Regions from separate parts of the Homo sapiens genome. Here region 1 is linked to region 2. Evidence: chromatin contacts called from ENCODE Hi-C or POLR2A ChIA-PET data. All regions are on one chromosome and are shown on one strand. Each heading gives the region's core, a stretch centred on a gene start or an enhancer-like site at or near the end of the contact. The rest is flanking DNA. Distances are from core to core; before and after follow the strand shown.

Region 1 (4,744 bases), core at 664-3,163, 42 kb after region 2:
CAGCTGTGGCTTAGAGTCACAATATCCTCTACGTGTAGGAAGTGCCTTCAATACTTAGCACATCACATGGAATGTGGTGGCTGTAGGACCACTCGTGCCTCTTATTTCTTTTCATGTCTGTGTAGTGCTTACTTGGATGCTTTGGCTAAAGAAAGAGAGAATAAGAAGTTGTGAGTTCATCTGTGTGTGTGTGTGTGTGTGTGTGTCTGTTGTGTGTATGTGTCTGTTGTGTGTGTGTGTGTGTGTGTGTTTTAAACCAAGATTTAACTAAACCTCAGGAGTTTTCAATCTGTTTTCCTAATAAAGTTTACTCAGAAACATTGGACCGGCAGTGACTGTTGAGAGACCCCAGGGCTATTTGTGTAAATTGAAAAGACTCCTGAGCTCACTCCTGTTTTTATTATGGGAATCACACTAAATGTGATAATTTTTGTGAAGCGTGTTTGCTGTCAACTTCTAATTGTGCTTGTTCATAAGCAGCTGAATAGGAAAAAACCATCTCAATCTATCTGTGATTACAGTCACCAAATATAGAATCTTCCCATCAGACCTGAAATAGAAAACCTCACCTTTAATAACTTTGTGTCGCACAAACGCTGGGCTCAGACTCTCAGAGGGAACGTGGCATCACATCGAATGTTCTCTCCTCCACAGTTAACTCTTATACTTCAAAGTTGTGTGTGATTTAAGGTTTGATTTGGGGCTGCATTCTCTGCAGCCCCAAATGTGAAGTGATTTCCCCATACTAGATACTAAGAGGCGTACTACAAGGCTTACTGACCTCTGCTTAGTGGCTATTATTATGAACTCAGAATTAAGCTGATTGCTAGTAAAACACATGTACTTGGTTATATTTTGTTTATAATATTTCTCACAGTAAAAGTATCCTCTCAGCACACTTCTAAGCTCCTTAAGGACATTCTCTTAGTTTAGAACTAGAAAAAAATACTGAAAAACACAGAAGCTGTTTAGTCCAAGCTTGATCTAAAAGAAGCACAGATAGGCTGGGCGTGGGGGCTCATGCCTGTAATCCCAACACTTTGGGAGGCCGAGGTGGGAGGATCACTTGAGGTCAGGAGTTCGAGACCAGCCTGTCCAACATGGTGAAACTCCGTCTCTACTAAAAATATAAAAAGTAGCTGGACATGGTGGTGGGTACCTGTAATCCCAGCTACTTGGGAGGCTGAGGCACGAGAATCCCTTAAACCCAGAAGGCGGAGGTTGCAGTGAGCCAAGATTGCGCCACAGCACTCCAGCCTGGGCATCGGAGTGAGACCCTGTCTCAAAATAAATAAATAAATAAATAAATAAATAAATAAATAAATAACAATAAAAGAAGCATAGATAAATTAAGTCTATTCATTGTAGTCTAAGGCACAGTGCTAAGCACATAGTAGATGCTTAAAAAACCCTTGCTGGCGTGACTTGAGTGGATTTATAGCCTGTGATTACCTTTTAGCATCATTGGCAGTTTGCCATAAAAAACACAATATCTGTTGACATCTCTTATCATGACATAAAAACAGATGGCTGCCCTGCACAAAATGCATAAGGCCCGAATGGCCCATCAACCAGTCTAGACCAGGCTATCTCAACATTCCACCTGGGCCTGGATTTAACCAGGAGTTGTGCAGAGGATGGAGAATACAGGGAGGCTTCTAAATCTAAACCCTGAGATCTTGAAAATTCCTTGAAAAGGATCCTCTACAAGGAGTTCTTCCAGTCCCTTGCACCCAACACTCCTATTTATCCATGCTTTTGCTTTGCTATTCCCCCTCTCAGAAATGCCCTATTCCTCTTTTCCTCTCACCCTCACCTGGCCTTCCTGCCTCATCTGCTCTGCACATCCAGACCTTGGGTCACAGCCCTCCTGGAAGTGTGGTCACAGCCCTCCTGGAAGTGTAGTCACAGCCACAGCGTCTGTGCCAGCAACCATCCCAGCTCCTGGCTGCTGGGCCCAGGTGAGGCACTTTTGACTCATCATCTCCTATGATTATTCATAAAACCCCACAAATACATATGATTTTGCTCCTTTACAGATGGGAAAACCTAAGGCAGAGATTAGATAAGTAAACCGCCCAAGGTCACATGGTTAGTAGGTAGCCAAACAAGTGTCAACCCCACTCGGTCTGATACCAAAGCCTGTGATCATCTCTCTCTCACGATGCAGCTTCGCTTGGGTCGACCACCTTAAAAGACTCTTGTGTCATGGGGTCTTAGTTTACCTGAGTTTGGGAATTAAGGTTCATATGCAACTTCATAGGGTATTTGCCCTGTGCTGATGACCCTATATTTGGTCCTTCTGGGAATGGCTGTGATGCCATTGCCTTAGGGGAGGAAGGCCCAAACCTAAATTCAAAGCCCACAGAAATGAGTCTGTTGGCTGGGAGCATGAAGCAATGTGTTAAGAACATGAGTCACTGAGATTTCACCACCTTTGTGCTCTGCGGATTCCCTTGTCTTGACAAGCTATCATTTTGAGTGTTTAGGGCCACTGTGTAGCAGGAGTTCTATTTTGCAGCCTAAGCTGGACTCTGAAGAATTCAGACTTGCCCAGGCATTAGGGAAAAAATGTGCCAAGAATCGATTTGCACAAGGGAACAGGAGCCTGTTGGGAAAAGCCTCACCCTAAGGCAGAGAGAGTCCAGGCACATGAGCTCAGGTTGCAGGGAAGAAGAAAACCTCAGTAGAGCCCTGTCTGACAAGTGTCTTTTGCTTTCTCCCCACTCTCAGCCACTAGGCACTCCTGCCGAGTTCAAAGGAGAGGGCGCTTCAGTCAGACAGCAAATGAAAGCAAGGTGAGCTCGTTCACTAAAATGTCCTTGAACGGTTGAGGGCCCACGATGGTGCCCTGCTGTTCCGCTCCCCTCACCCTGGGTGGCATTGCTACTTCACTGTCATGGAACAGGACAGCCCACTTGGTGAGCACAGAACCATGAGTCTCTGATCCAGTGCCAAGCAGAATGTGCCAGCGGAATATGCCTGTATCTGCAAATGTGTCCTAACTGAAAAGCAAATCAAACCTCCACCACCCATTCTCATACATCTTTGTGTTAAATATGTTATAGTTTTCTCAAGTCAGATTTTTGCAAAATTCTTGCTGCTTTTCATATGTGGATCTTGTCGATCATTTGTCCCTTTTAGAGAGCAGTCAGCCTCACATGAGGAGTACTTGTCATTCAGCAAGGAATTAGGAGATGCCTGGTGTTTGAAGGGTCACTTGGCCTGTGGCTCCTTGAGGCCAACGCCTAGCCCAGTGCTCCTCCAAACCCTGTCCTTCAAGTGGCTGCGACAGTTGCCCATTTCCAAGAGGCCTTTCCCCTTATGAAAGGATCCAGCATCCTCACTCAGATTAAATACGATTTCTATTGGTTGTGTTTCCTAAATAAATTGCTGGTAAATTACATCATCAAATGCAATTGGCTTTAATGTCATCTTAAAACTTTAAAGATTTTGTAATGTCATTGGCTTTTCATCTTTTCTGAGCCTTTCTAGTTACATAATGATATGCAATTGCTAGAGGTTTATGCCTTGAAAAAAATACAAAAATGCCACACTGGTTCATGCCTTTTGGCCTTTGCTCAGGTCTTGCCCTCTGCCTGGAATGCTATTAAGAGCTGGCATTTGCTGAGTACACACTACGTGCCAAGCATTATAACAAATGTGTCCCAACATCCTTATGAAATAGACATGGTTATTGGTCTGATTTTGTAGTTTGGGGAAATTGAGGCACAAAGTAATAAATGACTGGCCCAAGTTCATATAAGTGGTAAGCAGTTAGAATTAAAACTCAAAGTCCATCTGCCTGGCACCAAAACAGAGCTCTTGACCATTCTGACAAACTGCTGCCTGACAGAATGTTTTTCAAGCCCACCTCCTTATGTAAACATTGAATGTCTATTCAGCCTTCAGGATGCCGATCCAGTATCTGCTCCTTTATGAAGCCCTTCTTGACTCCCATAACAGAGCTAACCCCTCCCTCTGGGCCACTTTGGCACCGTGTACACACTGTCTTGTTTTGCTTTGTCATCAGAATTATTTGTTATCATGTCACATGGGTCTATCAATTCCTTGAGGATAGGAAGCATGTCCCATGCCTCTTTGTATCCTTCAGATGTCTGGCACATAATAAGATGTTCAGTACATGCTGATTGACCACCTATCTGAAAACAAACTTAGGCCAGGCATGGTGGCTTCACCTGTAATCCCAGCACTTTGAGGGACCAAAGCCAGAGGATCACTTGAGCCCAGGAATTTGAGACCAGCCTGGGCAACATGGCAAGACCCCATCTCTACAGAAAATAAAAAAATTAGTTGGGTGTGGTGGCATGTGCCTGTAGTCCCAGCTACTTGGGAGGCTGAGGTGGGAGGATTGCTTGAGCCCAGGAGGTTGAGGCTGCAACAAGCTGTGACTGCACCACTGAACTCCAACTTGGGTGACACAGTGAGTACCCATCAAAAGAAAGAAAGAAAGAGAGAGAGAGAAAGAAAGAAAGAAAGAAAGAAAGAAAGAAAGAAGGAAAGAAAAGACAAGAAAGAAAGAGGAAGGGAGGAAGGGAGGAAGAAGAGAGAGAGAAAAGATAGCTTCATGGCCTTTTGGCTAAGATCAAGTGAGAGAAAGAGAGGGAGAGAGAAAGAGAAAGACAGAAAGAAAGAAGGAAAGAAAAAGAAAAGGAAGAAAGAAAAGTAAACAGAGGAAGGAAGGAAAGAAGGAGGGAAGGAAGGAAGGGAGGGGAGAGAAAAA
Region 2 (4,665 bases), core at 164-2,663:
TTTGAAGTGTCAAAGCCTTGGATTTAAGCTAGGGTAAATCAGTTTTCAGATATTACAGAGCTCTGGAGAACACACACCCAAATGTCGGCAGAGCAGAGCCATGTGGCTGAAGCTCCTCGCATCAAAGCAGCCTGCTGGGTTACACCGAGATGGTTACATGAAAGCTTGGTGGTGTTTTCCAAAGATTCTGTTTAGGGCCTGGGAAGAGAGGATAGACCCTCACTTTAATTCTGCAAACACTGGTGAGTTATGCCATGTGCCCAAATCTGTGCTGGTGTCTGGGACCCGTGCTGTCTGTTCTCAGTAGCCTTGGCATGAACATTCAAACACTTTTTGGCCATGCCAGTGACAAGAGTAAGAGCCTCTGAGAGAAAGAGTAGCTGATGTTGCTTGGTGACATCTAGGGAGGCATCCCAGAGGAGGGGACATCTGAGCTACTGTTTGCCATGAAAATAAAGATGGAAGAATTTCATGGGGAACCAAAGAAACCCTGTAATAAGTTTTGAACTAAATAACAGAAGTCATAATCACAGCTACTGCGGATGTAGTCAAACTCAAACTTTTTTTTTTATGTGAAGGATCTTATCTTTTACTGTTCTGAACGACTTCCCCAGTGTGAAGGGATCTCTTTCAATGAGGTTCAGTTAAATCAAGACAGGACAGTGGCCTCCAAGGCATCTCGAACTAGGGAGAATGCCTAACACGCATTCCACAAAACATGCTGAATGGAAGGCATGCGCCCACAGAAGGTTCAGCTCCTCCTTTCTTCTACCTAGCCTGACAGGAACAACTACATTATACCTTGGTTTGTTTCCCTTGGCAAAGAGAATTACAAAATGTGATGTCCTTTCTATTTGTGAACAAATCAGTACTCCAGAAGATCATGCTGTTTGCGTTGGCAATATAAGCAAAAGTGGACAGGTTGTCACCAAATAACTTCCGTGGCCATGAAATACCCACCCATCAACTTGCCCTCCAATAAATAGGATCTTTTATCAGTAGAAACGAAATAGTGTTGCCAGCTAGAAAATAGCCCAGTTGGAAGTATGACCTTATATCATTTGGTGAGTCACCTGGCTTTGCACTGAAGTGTTTGAGATCCTGCTACGTGGTTGGAGTGTTGTTTGCTTGTTTATTTTTCCTTTTTAAATTTCATTAAACAGCATTTACTTGTGACAAAAGTCAAAGGTTTGATTGCAACAATCAGGAAGTGAGCTCCTCTTTCGGTGTGCTGGGGGAAAATACTTCAACTGAGACAAGACCAGCAGCAAACGTCATCCTGAGAAGCAGCTGAAAAACATCTCTCCCAAAAAACGTTTGTCCCAGCTCAATACACTGAACGTGCGGTGGTCAGAACTGATGAGGGCTTCTGTCGTCCTCTGCCCAGGAAAGCCAGTGGGACTCTCGTGCTCATTCTGCCCTCTGGTGGCTTCTTTTGTAAAATGCATCGGGACGGCTGTATTCTAAGCAGAGATGACTTTCTTCTTCATATGATTTCATGTGATTCTTATCTACAATTACAAAGCCCAACTATCTTCTGACCCATAGACCTCAGATTCAGTTTACTAATCAAATTAACTAAAATCCTGACATGTATTTAATTAAACACGCAATGAGGGTTAAAAATGTAGTCAATGGTCAGCTTTAAGCCAGCTTGGGTGAGCTGCAGATGAATTGTATTAATGAATGAATTCACCTGGTGAGTGAAACCCACTATACGATGTGCTCAAATCCTTAAACACTGAAAGATCAGTGAATTTAATTCATCAGACAACAAATTCGTTTTTTAGTAGATTATTGACATGCTGAGGCTAAAATCTATATAACTAAGAATAACAAAATTCATTTGAACAAGAATTAAGAAGCATGACTTGCTTATAAAGATACGTTAATTAAATCAGTATTGGCACAAGAATAGACAAAGCTCAGAAACAAACCCACATATGCATGGAAACTTGATATAGGAGAGATGGATATTTTAAATCAGAGCAGAAGGCCCTCACTCAGGATAAGTGGTACTGGAGAAACTGATTATTCTTCTGTGCAAAAATAAATTTAGATCATACGTCAAAGTACAGAATAATAATAATATATCTCAAATGTAATATAGGCCTCAGTTTGAAAACCCAAACTTAGAAGTTTACAACAAAAAAGGAGACTATCTATAAATAGGATGCAAAAATGCCTAGAAAAAAGCAATAACGGATGTATACAATTATCCTGTATACAACTTTTGTAAAAGTCACCTTAAACAGTGTCAGCAGAAGATATTTGCAGCACAAATGTCCAATGAAATCTTAGTATCCAGGCTATATAAAGATTTCCTAGAAATCTATTTTTTAAAGGCAAATAACCCAATAGAACACAAGAGAAAAAAGCACAAGCAGGCAATTCGTAGAAGAGAGAGCCCAAATGGCCAGTATATTGCACGATTTATGAGGAATGAAGGAAATGCAGATCAAAATCTTGATGAGACAGTATTCAGCTCCCAACATATCATTCATTAAAAAAATCTGGCAATAACAGATCCAGATGAAAACAAGGATGTGGAGAAAGTGGAAAATTTTTGAATTGGCACAATCACTATTTAATATTTAACAACTAATTAATAATGAATAACTAATTAATTGAAATTTAATAATAACTAGTGTGTATTAAATCAATATGTAATACATAATGAACATCTAGGTAATGTCTATGAAGCTGATAACACACATTCTGTACAGCCAAGCTCTTCCAGCTCTAGAGAATTTTTTGCATATGTGCACCAGGAGACATGCTGGCAATAATGGGATTGATGGGCCATTGTGGTACAATCAGCCTCAGGTACCCCAGAGCACCAGTCGTACTTCTGGCAGAGCTCAGCATGGTGGTTACAAGCATGGGCTTTGGGGGTCACACAGACCTGGGGGCTCTTACACTTTGTAGCTATCCAGCAATAGCACCGTTTCTCTGGGCCCTAGTTTGCTCATTTGTCGGTGAGGATAGTGAGGTCTCTGTCCCAAAATTATTGGGAAATTTAAATGGCAGAGCTATTTGTATGGCTATAAAGTATCTTTGCACAGTGCCTGGCACAGATGAATGGTTGCTATTGTTTTCATTATCGTTATTATAATTATCCTCACTGGGCATTCATACTAATTTATGACTCAGGAGAAATAATCTTTTCTGACTAGGAAGACAGTTATCAAGAAAGAATGTCCAATGATATATTCTTAGGATAGCAAGATTGGTAGTCAGAGTGTTCAAATGGTGAAATAACCAGAGGTGTGTAAACAGTTTCACCATTCATTGGATTATAAACCAAAGTCTCACCAGCCCCAAGTCATCATTCTCCCAGAACAATTATGGTTGGCCCCCTCTCACTGGCAGTAGAGACTGGTAGGACATGGTAACTCATCAGACTCTCTCACTCAACTTGACACCCTTGGTTCTGGTCATCAATAACGTACCCGCACTGAGTTTGTGAGGTGTCCCATTTTTCACTAAAGACCCTACATTTTCTGATGCCCAACCCCTAACCCAGCCAAGAGGAAGACCAAGAAGTCAGATTTATCTAATGAAGTAGGCTGGCTTGGCATGTGCCTACAGGATTGAGACCTGAAGGATGAAAGCCATATTTAAAAAAAAAAGCTCAAAGCCCTCGTAGGATGTGAAAGCCGCCACACAGAAATAGCATAACGAACTGTACTTTACACTCTAAAGAATTTTCCCTTCAGAACTCATAAATGTATTTATATAAGAAATGGCAAATTAAAGAACCCTTTCACCTGTCTTCACCAGAAAGTTTCATAGGACATAAACTGAGCTAATCAGATTTTATGTGAGATACTTTCTCCAGGTCTCCAAAATGTTCACTATCCCCTTTAAATTATGGTTAAGGGAATTTCAAAATGGAAACATCCAAATAAAATTGATGAGTTTAGCTTTCATGAGGAATTAATCCTTAGCTTGGGTAATGATCAATGGGTGCTAAGACCTATAAATTTCATAACTTTGTCCTTGATATAGTTATTTTTCTTCCTTAAAACCTAAAAATACATCTTCCCTTCCAGCAAGATAGAGACACAAGATGTCCCTGTGGATGAAAGGTGCTCAAGACAGCTATCCCTCTACAAAGACTCTCTAATGCACTGTTGGCCATTGTTCCTGAAATTCATTTGCGGGACAGTTGGTGGAGTAGGTTGTAAGAGCAGATTGATGAAAAGAATGTAGAATTTGACATGGCATGCCAAATGTAAGAGGGAAATGCCTGACAAGCAAAGAAATCAGTACCAAGTCAAATAACTTTACATATATGCAAATGGGCTGGAATTGTGCCTGTCAGCCATCACTTTGTGGCCTGAATGCTGAAAGGTATTCAGAACCATAGACAAGACTGGGTGAACCTGAACAAATTTAATTCTTCAACAGCCCTGGACAATGCTCACAGCAGCCAGTATCCACATTCCCCCAGGGTCTGGGCTGTGCCAACCTCCACTGCTCTCTGGGTCGGGCTGCAGGGACTCTTCAACACTTATTTGTTCATGCATTTATGCTGCAGTTACTAAGAAAGCATCTTCTACATGCAAACAACAGGTAGGGTACCTGCCATAAGATGCTTTGGCTTAAGAAGGAAGGGAATTTTCGGGACAACTTCAGAGTCTACTTTGAGTTCTTTGATCG

What was found. Hi-C counts contacts between places; a loop is a spot of excess contacts on that map. ChIA-PET counts read pairs that join two places held with the same protein, here RNA polymerase II (POLR2A). Pooled maps may share reads with other maps.
Region 1: a map of mammary epithelial cell shows a loop between it and region 2 (6-fold over the local background). The contact joins two enhancer-like sites. A Hi-C loop is called at or near these places in 1 of 168 maps with a recorded cell type or tissue (mammary epithelial cell) and 1 of 50 pooled maps. POLR2A ChIA-PET finds 5 or more read pairs at or near these places in 3 of 52 experiments (MCF 10A, Panc1 and activated CD4-positive, alpha-beta T cell).

Annotation. Positions count from the first base shown.
Region 1 is chr10:118,499,363-118,504,106 of GRCh38, forward strand. It overlaps LOC105378507 (a long non-coding RNA gene), which reads left to right. Exons shown (of 4, transcript XR_946354.2): 3 at 2,734-2,798. Among named protein-coding and RNA genes, the nearest start is that of PRLHR, 94 kb to the right of the region's middle. Within about 2 kb of position 1,914, at least 4 of the 41 ENCODE cell types and tissues checked have a DNase peak (open chromatin) inside an H3K27ac peak, as active enhancers do.
Region 2 is chr10:118,458,363-118,463,027 of GRCh38, forward strand. No RefSeq gene overlaps it. Among named protein-coding and RNA genes, the nearest start is that of LINC00867, 100 kb to the left of the region's middle. Within about 2 kb of position 1,414, at least 3 of the 41 ENCODE cell types and tissues checked have a DNase peak (open chromatin) inside an H3K27ac peak, as active enhancers do.